Linked DNA regions of Homo sapiens: region 1 is linked to region 2. A link is an interaction called in ENCODE POLR2A ChIA-PET data of the cell type or tissue named here. Cell type or tissue: MCF 10A. All regions are shown on one strand. Links, peaks and the distances in the headings refer to the core of each region. The heading gives the core; the rest is flanking DNA.

What was found. Peaks named below come from ENCODE experiments on the same cell type or tissue, not always from the same donor. Only the 100,000 strongest peaks of a DNase experiment are listed, where the experiment ranks them.
Region 1: POLR2A ChIA-PET joins it to region 2 with 5 read pairs; 8 of 35 experiments call an interaction of 5 or more read pairs at or near these places.

What each region holds. Positions count from the first base shown.
Region 1 is chr1:16,269,992-16,278,838 of GRCh38, forward strand. The region is part of intron 4 of FBXO42 (F-box protein 42); the gene reads right to left. Among named protein-coding and RNA genes, the nearest start is that of CPLANE2, 37 kb to the left of the region's middle. In MCF 10A, for the core only: no CTCF peak of the experiment used is centred there; no DNase peak of the experiment used is centred there.
Region 2 is chr1:16,320,334-16,329,180 of GRCh38, forward strand. The region is part of intron 1 of FBXO42 (F-box protein 42); the gene reads right to left. Among named protein-coding and RNA genes, the nearest start is that of FBXO42, 28 kb to the right of the region's middle. In MCF 10A, for the core only: no CTCF peak of the experiment used is centred there; a DNase peak (open chromatin) is centred at 4,238.

The DNA.
Region 1 (8,847 bases), core at 3,296-7,295, 50 kb before region 2:
ACCACAGACATGCAAACCACAGCTGGCTAATTTTTTGTATTTTTGGTATAGACAGGGTTTCATCATGTTGCTTAGGTTCATCTGGAACTCCTGAGCTCAAGTGATCAGCCTGCCAAGGCCTCCCAAGGTGCTGGGATTACAGGTGTGAGCCACCACGCCCAGCCACTTTCTCTTCTTATAAAGCCACCAGTCCCCACTCCCAGTCTAACCCATTAATCCAGGAACGAATTAATCCATTCTGCTGTCATGACCCAAACACCTCTTAAAGACCCCACCTCTCAATACTGCTACACTGGGGATTAACTTTCAACACATGTTTCAGAGGGAACAAACATTCAAACCATGGCAAGCCCCATCACTTCCAGTGTCTCTGCTAGATGGAGTTAGGCAGCAGTAAATGGAGAAAACAATTTAATTAGGCCTAACAACTGGACGCTGAAGTACTTAGGATTTGTCCAGAAAATAATTCCCAAGGGAAGATTGGGGATGAATTCATAAATATAATCATGTCCCTTTCTTTTCATCATCCTTCACTTATTCACCAGAGCCTTCAAGATAAAGGCCAGGCCAGGTGCAGTGGCTCACGCCTGTAATCCCAGCACTTTGTGAGGCTGAGGTGGGAAGATTACTTGAGGCCAGGAATTCAAGACCAGCCTGAGCAATACAGAGAGACTCTGTCTCTCAAAAAAAAAAAAAAAAAAAAAAGAAAAGAAAAGAAAGAAGAAAAGATAAATTCCAAATCCCTTACTTACCATGAGATACACACACACACACACACACACACACACACACACACACACATATAAAATTCCATTCTTTGAGCAACTACTATGTGCCAGGTACTAGAGTCAGCAGTGACTAAAACAGACAAAAAGCCCTCAGCCCCAGGAAGCGTATAGCTTGCTGAGGGGAAGAAAGACAGTGTGACATATGGTGATAAGTGCCAAGGGGGGAAAAAAAAAACAAAACAAGAGGAAAAGGAGTCAGGGAAGTTGTCCTTTCAAACTGTAGTTAGGGAATGCCTCACAGAGGGAGACATATGAATAAAGACCTGTGAAGCAGGTAAAGGAGAGAGTCACAAGGACATGCAGGAAGAGTGTTCCAGGCAGAAATAGCAAGAGCAGAGGCCCAGGTGTGAGGCTAAAATACAGTGAGGGACAGGAATGCAGCAGGCAATGAGGTCAGAGAGATGAGGGGACAGGATGACTGTGCAGGACCTTGTTTGGCCATACTTTGATCCCTAACTACTGTGTGCGTGTGTGTGTTGGTGTGTGTGTGTGTGTGTGTGTGTGTGTGTGTGTGTGTGTGTGTTGGCATCTAACTCTGTTGCCCAGGCTGGAGTGCAGTGGCATGATCTCAGCTCACTGCAACCTTCGCCTCCTAGGTTCAAGCCACTCTCCTGCCTCAGCCTCCCAAGTAGCTGGGATTACAGGCGCCTGCCACCACACCTGGCTAATTTTTGTATTTTAAGTAGAGATGGGGTTTCACCATGTTGGCCAGGCTGGTCTCGAACTCCTGAACTCAGATGATCTGCCCACCTCAGCTTCCCAAAGTGCTGGGATTACATGCATGAGCCACCGCACCTGGCCCCTAACTACCTTTCTAATACCCACTTGTACCACTCTCCCCTCACATATCCTGGCTCAGGAACACCCAACCTATTTGTAAGTCCATGAACATGCCAAACTCTCTTACCTCCATCCACAGCCTTTTTTCAATGGCTATCCATAGCCCTCTTCATTTACCACATAAGTGTTTGGTTTTCTTCTGCTAGATGGAGAACCTCTTAGGATTAGGAACTCCTGTTACTTAGTACTATACCTGCATACCTAGCATAGTCATTGGATGCTCAATAGTCCTCTGTAGGCTGGGCGCAGTGGCTCACACTTGTAATCTCAGCCCTCTGGGAGGCTGAGGCGGGTGGATCACCTGAGGTCAGGAGTTCGAGACCAGCCTAGCCAACATGGTGAAACCCCGTTTCTACCAAAAAAAAAAAAAAGAAAACAATACAAAAATAGCTGGGCGTGGTGGTGCATGCCCATAGTCCCAGCTACTCGAGAGGCTAAGGCAGGAGAATTGCATGAATCTGGGAGGCGGAGGTTGCAGTGAGCCAAGATTGTGCCACTGCACTCCAGCCTGGGGGACAGAGCAAGACTCCGTCCCAAAAAAAAAAAAAAAAAAAAAGTCCTCTGTAGACTGAAATGATTAATGTCTAACAGCATGAAGTCTGGCCAGATGTCCACAGAGACGCAAACTATAAGGCTCACTGCAACTCTCTTTTTTTTGAGACAGAGTTTCGCTCTTGTTACCCAGGCTGGAGTGCAATGGCACGATCTTGGCTCACCGCAACTCCCGCCTCCCGGGTTCAAGCGATTCTTCTGCCTCAGCCTCCCGAGTAGCTGGGATTACAGGCATGCACCACCACGCCCAGCTAATTTTGTATTTTAAGTAGAGACCGGGTTTCACCATGTTAGTCAGGCTGGTTTCGAACTCCTGACCTCAAGTGATCCACCCGCCTTGGCCTCCCAAAGTGCTGGGATTACAGGCGTGAGCCACCGTGCCCGGTGGGTCACTGCAACTCTCTAATAGGTAAAGGCTTGGCTGAAGGAACAAGAGTATGCACAAAGGTAGAGGTGGAGAGAAGGGAAGATTATGCAGGATCTTGTCAGCCACACTTTGATCCCTAACTACCTTTCCTATCCCTGAGACCCAAGGTGGCAGCAAGTAGGATACTTTGGGTAAAAGGACATGTTAGTCATCGAAATTTGTGTACATAAAAATCCATAGCTTTTCCTGATGTTATAACTTCTAGCCTTTACACGAACAATGGCTAGCATTTGATGAATTCTTAGGAATATTTCATTTTCATGAAAGTATCAACCAGGGTCCCCAGAACAGGCAACTGCAAAAATAATCCTGTTGAATGGATGTAAAGTTCTTGTCTCGATTCTTTTTGTTTCTTTCAGATTCCCTAGAGACAAAGCCAGTTTGCCTGACCTCTCAACCAAAGAACCCTGACAACTTACTCCTTAGCTAGTATCTCCGTATATATAAAGATGTCAACTTCATCATCAGTTCCCAGAAACCCTCTCCAACTGAGTACTGTATTGTATGTAATATGAACAAAAACTATGAAAGGTAGGTATTACCATCTCTACCCTAAAGGTAAGGCAACTGGGGTTAAACAACCGGTAACCAGCAAGTGACAGGGCTCAAATGAAAAAGTATGCCTCCTGGCACAAAACCCATCATTTTTATGGTATTACTAACGAGCCTCCTTCCCTCCTACAATATCTTCCTCACATTACTTTAGGTCATTAGCCCCTAATAATTAGTATCTTTTATTATTAGCCAAGTGGTCTTTCCTCCCCAAACTTCTGTAATACTTAGTTATATCATCAGATCTTTCAGATGGAGCAGGACTAAGGAAATGGAGAGCTCTCTGGGATGCTTGCTATGTCTAAAATATCTCTTAAAGTTGACAAGTAGGAAATGAGTGCATATATCCACTGAAAAGTACAAACAATGTTGATGGCAGCTATATTCAAAGTAGAAACAGCCCAAGTATCCATCAACAGGAGAACAACTTAAAAAAAAAAAAAATGAGGGCCGGGCATGGTGGCTTATGCCTGTAATCGTAGCACTTTGGAGGCTGAGGTGGGCAGATCTCTTGAGCCTAGGAGTTCAAGACCAGCCTGGGCAACATGATGAAACCCTGTCTCAACAAAAATACAAAAATTAACCGGGTGTGGTGATGCACATCTGTAGTCCCAGCTACTTGGGAGGCTGAGGTGGGAGGATCACTTGAGCCCAAGAGGTAGAGGCTGCAGTGAGCCAAGATTGTGCCACTGCACACTCCAGCCTAGGCAACAGAACGAGACTCTGTCTCAAACAAGAAAAAAAGTGGGATATTCATATTAAGAAGCACTCATGGTAATGGAAGGGAATAAACTACTGACAGATGCAACCACATAGATGAATCTCAAAAACGTGTTCAAAGAAAGAAGCCAGACATAAAATACTACCTATCACAGACGTCCATTTACACGAAGTTCAAGAACACAGAACTATACTTTGGGAATCTGAGGCAGGAGGATTGTTTGAGACCAGGCATTCAAGACCAGGCTGGGAGACATAGCAGTACCCCATCTCTACAAAAACTAAATTAGTCAGGCATGGTGGTGTGCATCTGCAATCCCAGCTACTTGGGAGGCTGAGGCAGGAGGATTGCTTGAGCCCAAGAGCTGGAGCTGCGGTGAGCTATGATAATCATGCCATTGCACTGCTGCCTGGGTGACAGAATGAAACTTTGTCTCAAAAAACACAAAAAAAAAAGAAAAGAAAAGAAAAAAAGAACAGAACAAAGCCACAGTGTTAGAAGTCAGAATAGGAGCTGACCTCTATGGGGGTTGTACAGACAGGAAAGGGGCATGAGGGGGCTTTTTTGAGGTGAAGAAAGTTTTCGTATCTTGATCTAGGTAATGATCACATGACTGTATACATATGTAAAAAACAAAATCTCTGAGTTGTGCACTTAAGATTTGCTCATTTAACTATAAGTAATGTATATCCCCCCCCCATACAAATTATGCCCCCGTTTTTTTTTTTTTTTTTTTTTTGAGACGAAGTCTTGCTCTGTTGCCAGGCTAGAGTGCAGTGGCGTGAACTTGGCTCACTGCAACCTCCGCCTCCTGGGTTCAAACGATTCTCCTGCCTCAGCCTCGCAAGTAGCTGGGACTACAGGCACCCACCACCATGCCCAGCTAATTTTTTGTATTTCAGTAGAGACAGGGTTTCATCACGTTGGCCAGGATTCTCTCGATCTCCTGATCTCGTAATCTGCCCGCCTCAGCCTCCCACAGTGCTGGGATTACAGGCGTGAGCCACCATGCCCAGCTATCAAATTATGTCTTAATAGAATAATATTGTTTTTAAAAAAAGAATCGCTAATGTAAAAGCTGGCAGTAAACTGTAAACCATGTTCATACTGGTGTCACATGGTACCACCAACTACTTTAGCCAGTAAGCAGAAATATCAGCAATCCATTATTAGAATTAAAATTCATTATATGAGGTCTTTAAGAACCCATTCATCACATAAAATGCAACTACCCTGTAACTCACATATGTAAATTCAATAGCAAGAAACATTCTGAGATTCAGCAGTGGGATTTCAGAAAGCTTACTAAAATGGGAGAGAAGACAAAAAAGGGACACAACATAAAAGCCAACAAATCAAATATAAAACCCACAACCCATCATCACTTCTAGAGAGAACTACAGAAAAGAGGAAATTATCAGGGGCACAATTTATTTGAAAAGTAGAATCAATTAATGCATAGTACATCAGGTGCGATGGCTCATGTCTGTAATCTCGGTACTTCGAGAGGCCAAGGCAGGGGGATCACTTGAGGCTAGGAGTGCAAGACCAGTCTGGGCATTACAGTGAGACGCTGTCTCTACAAATAATAAAATAAAATAGCTGGGCATAGTGGTTCATGCCTGTAGTCCTTGCTACTTGGGAGGCTGAAGCAGGAGGATCGCTTGAGCCCAGGAATTTGAGGCTGCAGTGAGCTATGATGATGCCACTGTATTCCACTCAGGGACAAAAAGCTAGACCCTGTCTCTTACCCAAAAACAGAAAAGGAAGAATAAAAATAAAAAGCCATAGTTCAAGAGTTCATCTCCTCAAGGGGGAATGAGAAATAGCTTCTGAGTTTTAAAAGGACAAAGGAGGCCAGGAGTGGTTGCTCATGCCTGTAATCCCAGCGCTTTAGGACGCTGAGGTGGGTGAATCACCTAAGGTCAGGAGTTGGAGACCAGCCTGGCCAACATGGCAAAACCCCGTCTCTACTAAAAAAATTAGCCAGGCGTGGTGGTGGTACGTGCTTGTAATCCCAGCTACTCGGGAGGCTGAGGGAGGAGAATTGTTGCCAAGAACAGCCTTGGCAACAGAGTGAGACCCCGTCTCAAAATAAATAAACAAAAAAGGGCAAAGGAGCCTCCTAGAATTCAAGGTGATATTTATAAGTCAATAAACGACCCATCACAGCTCTTACCCACCTAGGAACAGCACATCTCCTCACAGTTATGAAAACTGGAAAACTTGGCAGGGTGCGGTGGCTCACGCCTGTAATCCCAGCACTTTGGGAGGCCGAGGTGGGTGGATCACGAGGTCAGGAGATCGAGACCATCCTGGCTAACACGGTGAAACCCCGTTCTACTAAAAATACAAAAAATTAGCCGGGCATGGTGGCATGCACCTGTAGTCCCAGCTATTCGGGAGGCTGAGGCAGGAGAATGGCGTGAACCCAGGAGGCAGAGCTTGCAGTAAGCCGAGATCACACCACTGCACACCAGCCCGGGCGACAGACCGACACTCTGTCTCAAAAAAAAAAAAAAAAAGAAAAGAAAAGAAAAGAAAACTGGAGAACTTGAGAAACTGGCCTGATCCTAATTACATAGAAACTAAACAGCCAAACATTGAGCACGAGCCATGAATTGGTCCATGGCACTACCAAGTGTCCTTGAAACCAAGAGGGTCATTCCTGGGAAGCAGAAGTTAGAAATGACTCAGGGATAGTATCTTGCGTTCCTCTCCCATTTAGAATTAGCCTCTTATAACTACATTTAGGACATAAAGTTAATCTATATAGCATTGGAGATATACAAGGATAAGGCATCATATGAAATGAAATTTATTGTGGTAATAAAACATGAAGTACTGTTAGGAGATTACATGGATACCTGAGAATAAGAGAAACAATGCTAGATGATTTGAGACTTTTACTCCATGGGGGAACCCAAGAGTAAACAAAAACTGTCCAGATGGTAGGCAGACAGGATCACAGCATGTAGATTTGAAAGCTGAGAATTCTAAGAAATGTCACTGCTTATTTTCACTGACACTACTAAAATAAGAAGGTTTTATTTTAGATGGTTTTAAGAAAGAATAGAAAAGTCTCATGAGTTTGACCCAATGACTACAAGTTAAAGGAGGCAGGATTTTCAACATGGAGGAGAAATAGCTAAGGACAGATATTAATACATTTTGGTAATAAATACATTTGGTAATCAAGGAAAGATCTGTGAGTAGAACTGGATTGTCTCATTCACAAACAAAATACTAAAACAATGAGATCAATCACTCGTTTTTAAGACAGAATAGAAGCTAGGAGTATATTTGAAAGGCACGTGTGTCCTCTTGTTATACTGTCTGATATTCAGCAGTTAATCATCATCCACTTCTTCCCCATTGCCACAAGATTTGGCATTCTCCTAACACATTTGCATATTATAATTTTAAAAATGTATAAAGTGCTTAGTGCAAAACAATATTAAAAAGCAGAATCGAATAGTGACAAGCACATTAATACATCATTCTTTTTTTTTCTTTTTTTCTCCTCCCTGCCCCCACTACTAATATATTATTTTTAAAAATTCCATATCCAGGCTGGGCATGGTGGCTAATGCTTGTAATCCCAGCATTTTGGGGGGCCGAGGCAAGCGGATCACTTGAGCTCAGAAGTTTGAGACCAGCCTGGCCAACACGGTGAAACCCTATCTCTACTAAAAATACAAAAACTAGCCGGGCGTGGTGGTATGCACCTGTAATCCCAGCTACTCAGGAGGCTGAGGCAGAAGAATTGCTTGAATCCAGGAGGCGGAGGTTGCAATGAGCCGAAATTCGCCACTGCACTCCAGGCCGGGTGACAGAGCGAGATTCTGTCTCAAAAAAAAAAAAAAAATTAAAAAATTCCACATCCAGGCTGGGCGTGGTGGCTCAGGCCTGTAATCCCAGCACTTTCGGAGGATGAGGCAGGAGGATCACTTGAGCCTAGAAGTTTGAGACCAGCCTGGGCAACAGGGCAAGACCCTGTCTCAACAAAAAATTTAAAAAATTAGCTGGGCTTGGTGGCATATGTCTATAGTCCCAGCTACTAGGGAGGCTGAGGCAGGAGGATCACTTGAGCCCAAGAGGTCGAGGCTGCAGTAAACCATGTTCGTGCCACTGTACTCCAGCCTGGGTGATGGAGTGACACCCTGTATCAAAAAATAAATAATTTTTAAAAATCCACATCCAGGCCAGGCGTGGTGGCTCATGCCTGTAATCCCAGCACTTTGGGAGGCCGAGGCGGGCGGATCACCTGAGGCTGGGAGTTTGAGACCACCCTGACCAACATGGAGAAACTCCATCTCAACTAAAAATACAAAATTAGCTGGGTATGGTGGCACATGCCTGTAATCCCAGCTACTCGGGAGGCTGAGGCAGGAGAATCGCTTGAACCCGGGAGGCGGAGGTTGCAGTGAGCCGGAGATCACGCCATTGCACTCCAGCCTGGGCAACAAGAGCGAAACTCCATCTCAAAAAAAAAAACAAAAAACAAAACAAAAAAAACCACATCCAGCTGTTTCAATGTTAGCACCGACGTTTGGGACCTGAGCCAAAGGATGGACTGGGAAATCTTTTCCCAGAATAGACTACTGTCTTTTTTATTTTTATTTTGTTTTGTTTTTTGTTAGAATAGACTCTACTGTCAGCTGCTTTAGTTATACCTGGTACCAGGTATCAGTCCCAGACTCCCTTGTTTAGACATTTCCTGGTGATATTACCACAGGCTCAGGGAAGATAACCTAAGATTAAGCTTTTCCACTAGACACATGACAGTAAGCTTCATTAACGGGACTGACAGCCCCATATGTAACCTTTTTAAGGTATCATTTACACTGTAAAAGAAACAGTAATATTCTGGACAGTTATTTCTAGACAGTTATTTCTCTTTTTTTCTTTTTTTTTGAGACGGAGTTTCGCTCTTGTTGCCGAGGCTGGAGGCTGGAATGTAATGG
Region 2 (8,847 bases), core at 2,698-6,697:
CTGGGCAACAAGAGCAAACTCCATGTCAAAAAAAAAAAAAAAAAAATCAAACCATGCCTTTTATTACTGGAAAAAATATCACTTCCCATAGTCCCTCTTACTTGTTCCCTTATATATTATCATTTCCTACTGGCTAACTTCACTGATTTATTAACTTTCATATATATTTTTTGTTTTATTATTTTTTTGAGATAGGGTCTCACTCTGTCACCCAGGCTGGAGTGAAGTGGCACGATCTGAGCTCACTGCAACCTCTGCCTCCCAGGTTCAAGTGATTCTCCCACCTCAGCCTCCCAAGTAGCTGGCGCACATCACTATGCCCAGCTAATTTTTTTTTTTTTTGAGATGGGAGTCTCGCTCTGTGCCCCAGACTGGAGTGCAGTGGCATGATCAAATTTTTGTATTTTTGGTAGAAACAGGGTTTCACCATGTTAGCCAGGCTGGTCTCAAACTCCCGACCTCAAGTAATCCACCGTGCCCAGCCTAACTTTCTTATATTTTTAACCTCCACTCAGCTCTAAATTCACCAAGGAAAAGAGCCCAAAGAAATGGATTCCTTGACTTTGGCTGCATGGTTGACATTTAAATTAAATAGTTGCTCCCTTGCACAACATTTTGACAGACTATAAGCCTAAGGTCTGTTGCAGAACAAAATGAATCAATGGAGGCTGCAAAAGTTTATTTACATTACTATTTTTCCCAATCAGAATAAATTTGATTCAATAAAACAACTCATTCTCTTTCCAAATTGTCTTAAAATACAATAGCAAGCCAACATAAAGAGACTCATACTGCTGTAATAGCCAATGTCAAGCAATTTCCACCATTCAACTGTTACACCCTCCACAAAAACATCAAACCCCATACCTTTGAGGGCATGTTTGCTAACTTGGCCCTAGCCACAGATGCCAAGGAGAACACACATGGGTGAGCTCAGATGCAATTCCTCTGTAATTACATGCCCAACACCAATTTGCATAGCCCTTCTTTTTCACTTCCATGATTAGGTAATAAAATCATCACTCATATTCCCCCAAGGATATAGAGGCATTTTGAAACTCTGAGTTTTTCTTGTTTTCATGCCAAAAGAAGCCCTACAAACTTTTCACACGTAAGCATACTAACTCAATGAATGTAATTTTCATGAAACTGTTTAAAAGAAGTCCTTCTCACCCTTCACATTTGTGTTACACCTTCTCAGCTTCCCCAACGTGACTGAATGAATGTACTGGAATCTGAACTCCCTGGAGGCAGGACCATTGGCCTAGGCATCTTTGTCTTCTTAGTACTAGGCATTCAAATGAGTGTAAGGTTTATTGACATGTCTACTCAGAACACCTTTGTGCTGAGCTCGCAAGGGTTTTTTTTTTTTTTTTAAAGATAGGGTTCTGCTCTGTCGCCCAGGCTAGAGTGCAGTGGCACAATTATAGTTCACTGCAGCCTTGAACTCCTAGGCTCAAGTGATCCTCCTGTCCCAATGTTCCAAAGTGCTGGGAATACAGGTATAAGTCACTGTGCCCAGTAGTTATTTTATAATAGAAATTACATCATTAGGCCAGGCGTGGTGGCTCACGCCTGTAATCCCAGCAATTTGGGAGTCCGAGGTGGGTGGATCACCTGAGGACGGGAGCTCAAGACCAGCCTAGCCAACATGGCGAAACCCTGTCTCTACTAAAAACACCAAAAATTAGTCAGGCGTGGTGGCAGGCGCCTGTAATCCCAGCTACCTGGGACATGTAAAAAAAATTACATCATTAGTATATCCAGAAAATGGTAGATCCTACCTTTATATGTTACTAGATGTTGTCAAAATATTTTATTGGTCAGAATTAATACAAATCTCTGGTTTATGGAATTTTGTACCTTTTAAGGTATATATACTGGCCTGAGAGTCTGCTGCCAGAGAGGAAACTATTTATTTGGCCCAGTAGTATCTTTTTCTTCCGAAAAACTACTATACTAGGCCAGGCGTGATGGCTCACACCTGTAATCCCAGCACTTTGGGAGGCTGAGGTGGGTGGATCATGAGGTCAGGAGTTCAAGACCAGCCTGACCAACATGGGGAAACCCCGTCTCTACTAAAAATACAAAAATTAGCTGGGCGTGCAGGCGCATGCCTGTAATCCCAGCTACTCAGGAGGCTGAGGCAGGAGAATTGCTTGAACCTGGGAGGCGGAGGTTGCAGTGAGCTGAGATCGCACCACTGTACTCCAGCCTGGGCAACAGAGCGAGACTCTGTCTCAAAATACAAAAAAAATTTTAAAAACTAAAAAAAAAACTATGCTACATATAACTAAACACAAATCAGTTTCTAAAGTCTGAATGCCTTACCCTTCTGAGGTATAAATTAAGGTTAAGATTTTGAGACTGGAAGATGTGGCCACTGTTTCTAGCTTTAATGCTGTGAAACCTAGCATAAGTCACACAGAGTAAGAAACAAAAACCTCCCTAAGTAATGAAAGTTCCCCACTTACTTCAGGAAGATTTTGTAAAGATAGTAGATATCAAGAAACTACTCTGAATTCATTGGAGAAAATCCGTAACCTAGAAAGAATCAACTCAAAAGAATTTCAACATGGGAATGAAACTGCTATGCATTTAAAAGCCATTGCCAGATTTGAGGGCAATATTTGATTAGTTTTTTGCCTTTGGTTTCTATTCAACTAGACATCTGACAATCCTCTTGTGGTAAACACATCTTTATTAAAGTTGGAATACACTTCATTTACCTAAAAGGAAGCTGAACATTTAAAATGCAATCAAACGTATTTGTCACAAATTCAAAAGGTTAAAAAATGTAATTGGCCAGGCACAGTGGCTCACGCCTGTAATCCCAGCACTTTGGGAGGCCAAGGCGGAGGAATCACAAGGTCAGGAGTTTGAGACCAGCCTGGCCAACATGGTGAAACCCCATCTCTACTAAAAATACAAAAAATTAGCTGGGCGTGGTGGTGGGCACCTGTAATCCCAGCTACTCGGGAGGCTGAGGCCAGAGAATCGCTTGAACCTGGGAGGCAGAGGTTGCAGTAAGCCAAGATCGTGCCACTGTACTCCAGCCCAGGTGACAGTGCGAGACTCCGTCTCAAAAACAAACAAACAAACAAAAAAAGTAATTAAGGGAACTTCTTACCGATAGATAATAAAATAAAGGACTGAGACCTAACTAAAGAATAAGGGACAGGGCCGGGCGCAGTGGCTCACGCCTGTAATCCCAGCACTTTGGGAGGCTGAGGTGCGCGGATCTTTTGAGGTCAGGAGTTCGAGACCAGCCTGGCCAATATGGTGAGACCCCTACTAAAAACAAAAATTAGCCAGGCGTGGTGGTGTGCACCTGTAATCCCAGCTACTTAGGAGGCTGAGGCAGGAGAATCCCTTGAACCCAGGAGGCGGAGATTGCAGTGAGCCGAGATCGTACCACTGCACTCCAAGGTGGGTGAGGTGACAAAGCAAGACTCTGTCTCAAAAAAAAAAAAAAAAAAAAAAAAGAATAAGGGACAAGAAGGAGGAGCAGAGAAAAATAAAAAGAAGAAGGGACTGGACTGAATGGAGGAACCCACAGTCATCCCACAGCATGAGGGCTTCTGAGGCTTTAGGGACAAAGCAGCAACCCTGAACAGATGTCATTATGAACTCATAAAGTGAACCACTTCAGCAGCACTAATGTAGGCTAAGTACTAAATGCTACTCTTGAAAATATACTGTTGAATGAGAGATTTAAAGAAGATCATAAAGTGATTCAATCTAAGACAATAAGCCTTCTTATGAATATACCACGGTTATCATTTTATCAACTCAAATGAAAAAGTTATAGAAAGTAGAAAAAGGATAAAATAAAAAATTCTACCTTACTCCGTGCATTCAACAAATATCAATGAAACATTTGCTATATGTAAAAATACCGTGCTTATTGCAAGCTTGACTGCTATCAAATATTAAAAACACAAAAAGAAAAAATATATTATGCTTAGATCCCACACAGGGTACAAAAAGAAGATATGTCACTATTTGCTGTCAAACAGATGGACCCACTAAGGGCCAAGGACACATAAATTAATAATACCAACACAGAACATTATATAATAAATGACCTATGAGACAAAACAAGAAGCCTTAACAGTTCAAGAAAGAAAGAGATGGCTTCTAACTAGTATAAGGAAGGTTCACAGACAAGCATTTCAGCTGAGCTCTAAAGACTAGGTAGAAGCCAAGTGTGGTGACTCATGCCTGTAATCCAAGCACTTTGGGAAGCCAAAGCAGGCAGAAAACTTGAGTCCAGGAATTTGAGACCAGCCTGGGCAACATGACAAAACCCTTCTCTACAAAAAATACAAAAATTAGTTGGCCATGGTGGCGCACACCTGTAGTCCCAGCTACAGGGGGTCTGAGGTGCGAGCATCGCTTGAGCCCAGGAGTTAGATGCTGCAGTGAGCCAAGATCGCGCAACTACACTCTAGCCTGGGTGACACAGCAAGACTCCGTTTCAAAAAATCAAAAAACAACAACAAAAATAAAGAAGAGGTAGAATTTCAGAGAATAAAATTGGGGAAGGTGAAGGGATTAAACATTGTCAAATTATTGTAACTTAAACTGATATCCTTTGCCACTTACAGAATTACCTTTAGAGCTGGGTGCAGTGGCTCACACCAGTAAACCCAACACTTTGAGAGGCCAAAACAGGCAGATTGCTTGAGCCCAGGAGTTCGTGACCAGCCAAAGCAACAAAGTGAGACCCTGTCTCTATAAAAAATACACAAGTTAGCCAGGCATGGTAGTGCAAACCTGTTGTCCCAGCTACTTGGGAGGCTGAGGTGGGAGGATCTCTTGAGCCCGAGAGGTGGAGGCTGCAGTGAGCCAATATCATGCCACTGCACTCCAGCTTGGGCAACAGAGCAAGACTCTGTCCCAAAACAACAACAACAAAACAGAATTACCTTTAAGACAAAACAAAACTAAACTAAAAAACACATTTTTTACCCAATTGTTTTTAAGTACACAGTTTAATATTTTAAATTCTACATTAACGAAGCATATAATCTAGAGACTCCTTATTATTGACAGTCTATGTTTTGACCAAAAAAAAAGCCTAGAAATAGAATAATTTGGCATAACCATTGTTGCTATTAGCAAACTGTGAGCTATTATGACAAATTCAGGAAGCTATTTTATAAAGCATACCAAATTTCATAACAGATACCAGCTGCAGTTTTTAAAAATGGTGAACTCATTAGTGTGCTACCCAATTAAGATTCCCTTAATAAAACAGAAAAAATTTAAAAATGGAAAAATAAAGTATTCCACAAACTACCCATCAATATACTTTCTTTTTTTTGTTGTTTTGTTTTTGAGAGAGTCTGGCTTTGTCACCTAGGCTGGAGTGCAGTGAACTCACTCGAGCGATTCTCCTACCTCAGCCTCCAGAGTAGCTGGGATTATAGGCATGCGTCACCACGCCCAACTAATTTTTGTATTTTTAGTAAAGACAGGGTTTCACCATGCTGGCCAGGGTGGTCTCAAACTCCTGACCTCAGGTGATCTGCCCACCTCGGTCTCCTAGAGTGCTGGGATTACAGGCGTGAGCCACCACACCTGGCCGAAAATTTCATATGGAGAACCATACGTTTTAAATTCAGCAAAATGCTTTATTTGGTAGAAAGGTAAAATGGAACTTCAGTGCCCAAATTTGTGTGTGTGTGTGTGTGTGTGTGTGTGTGTGTGTCTGTGTGTGTCTGTGTGTGTTTTGAGATGGAATTTCGCTCTTGTTGCCCAGGCTGGAGTGCAATGGCACGATCTCGGCTCACTGCAACCTCCACCTCCTGAGTTCAAGCGATTCTCCTGCCTCAGCCTCCCAAGTAGCTGGGATTACAGGCATGCACCAGCATGCCCGGCTAATTTTGTATTTTTTCGCAAAGACGGGGTTTCTCCATGTTGGTCAGGCTGGTCTCGAACTCCCGACCTCAGGTGATCCATCTGCCTGGGCCTCCCAAAGTGCTGGGATTACAGGCATGAGCCACCGTGCCCAGCCTCTTTATTGTTAATACAACTACTCGAGTTTTAAAATTTCTTCTTGAGGCCAGGTGCAGTAGTTCATGCCTGTAATCCCAGCACTTTGGGAGGCCAAGGCAAGTGGATCACTTGAGTTCAGGAGTTCAAGACCAGCCTGGGCAACATGGTCAAACTCCATCTCTACAAAAAATACAAAAATTAGTGGGGTGTGGTGGTGCACACTTGTAGTCTCAGCTACTCAGGAGGCCGAAGTGGGAGGATCACTTGAGCCCAGGAGGTAGAGGTTGCAGTGAGCCAAGATCACACCACTGTATTGCAACCTGGGCAACAGAACCAAACCCTGTCTCAAAAAAAAAAAAAAAAAGAAAAAAATTATTCTTGAGTTAATTCTGATAGGTGATGTTTTTTCTAGGATTTATAAGTCATCTAAAACACGTAAGCCAGAATCAACTACACCTTTCATTACTCACATAATTTAAACAAACAACTAATAAAACATGGAGATGAGCTACATAAATGTCATCTAAGTAATGGCTAAAGGCCCTTAAACAAGATAGGTCTGCTCTGAAAACATTCAGTTTACTATGAACCATTTAATCTTCCTAATCCCAAAAGGTGTCAACCAGGAAGCCTGCTCACTTACACAGCACCATCTCTCTCTCACCATCTCTCTCTATGACCCACTTCTAAATGTCATTTTAACTTCCTTTTTTCCCCATTAGAGTGTACACTACTTGAGAGCAGAGACTAAGCCATATTATCTTTGTACATCTGGCACATTAGTAGACACCTTAACAATATCGGTACTTTTTTGATGAAGATCATAAAGTACCTTACTGACGAGGGATGTTAATGACTCACTTACGGTTGCAAAGTATACTCTTGAGGTGTTCAGTGTTGAAAGACTTCACTGAACCGTACTTTCACATGGCCTTGCTTATGACCAAAAGCACAAAGCCATCTGTAAGACAGTTCATCTTAGTTGGGAGTAGAGCATAAAATGTATTTTTCTTCACTGACGAATTAACTGAAATAAAAACAAATCTTAAGCAAAGGCATAATTACACTTTTATGTAAATGTGCAATACTGTCAGAAGCCTAGCTGAAAAACCAAAAAGTAAAACAAAACAAAAATGCTAACTTTTAATCGTGGTAAGTCCCAGAAGAAAAACATTAAAAGGAGTTCAAAATTAGAAAGATAAATAGATTCAGAGTTAAAGATAGAGCCTAAACTATTTTGCCCAAACCATTCAATTCTTTAAAGCATTTTAAAATCCAAGTAACACAGAAAAGTGACCATCCTAAGAGTAGAGCTTGATGAATTACTGCAAAGTAAACACAATCTCATTTATTTTAAGATGGGAAAGTTTTTGTTTTGTTTTTTAAGACGGAGTCTCGCTCTGTTGCCCAGGCTGGAGTGCAATGGTGCAATCTCTGCTCACTGCAACCTCTGCCTCCAGGTTCAAGCGATTCTCTCACCTCTGCCTCCCAAGTAGCTGGGACTACAGGCACACACCACCACACCCAGCTAATTTTCGTATTTTAGTAGAGACTGGGTTTCACCATGTTGGCCAGGCTGGTCTCAAACTCCTGACCTCAAGTGATCCGCCCACCTTGGTCTCCCAAAGTGCTGGGATTACGTGTGTGACCCACTTTGCCCAGCCAGGACAGTCTGAAACAATCAAAATGATAGACATATCCAAGTCACGCAGCTTATACTGACAAGTGCCACTGTGAGAAATTCCAAGGTTTTCTATAAAACTGGTAAGACTCAAAGCTCACAACCCACATTTGTCAAAACCCACAGCATCAAAGAGTGAAATTTAATACATGTAAATTTTTAAAAAAAACCACTTACTCAGGAGGCTGGGGGATCCTAGATTATGATAAAACAATCCAACTATATTACAAATATATGAGACCACCTTGGGTGGAGGAAAAGGTGTAACCTAAGTAACTTTGGAAATAAGGGGCATCTATAAAACTAAAGGCAAAAGAAACTTCATATAAGCACTAGTCTCTACTTGACAAAGTTGTTTCTCACAAAAGCAGAGGCTAACAATACTAATCTAGCTATACATGTATATTGGCATTGAACGATTAAGTAAATAGTTGGCAGATGGCTAGACCAAATTTTCTTATTGGAGTGGGAATTTACAAATAGTCAAGGAAGGAAGATAGAATGATCCTGTGATAATGGATTAGAGTGGGAGACAGGATGAACTCATGTTTAAATAGATACAGATGGTTACATATAAATATTTACAATTGGTGCATAATATACACACACACACATATATACATGTGTTAGTATACACTCATCTACCACCTTGTTCTGTTAACTGCAAGGGCCTACAAGTAATAAGCATACCTAGCACCCAGAAGTTCTTTCTAATACCGTTCTCCAATAAAAGAAACCAGGGCTCCTTGGTGAAACGGCAGAATCTAGGAGGACAGGAAATATATAAGATGAGCCTGGAGAATCCAGTACTGCCACAAAGTAAGGAAGTGCCCTAAAAACAAAACAAAAGAAAATTGATGGGATTGGCCGGGTGCGGTGGCTCACGCCTGTAATCCCAGCACTTTGGGAGGCTGAGGCGGGTGAATCACAAGGTCAGGGGTTCGAGACAAGCCTGACCAACATGGTGAAACCCCATCTCTACTAAAAATACAAAAATTAGCTGGCCATGGTGGCGGGTGCCTGTAATCCCAGCTACTCAGGAGGCTGAGGCACGAGAATTGCTTGAACCCAGGAGGCGGAGGTTGCAGTGAGCTGAGATTGTGCCACTGCACTCCAGCCTGGGCAACAGAGTGAGACTCTGTCTCAAAAAAAAAAAAAAAAAA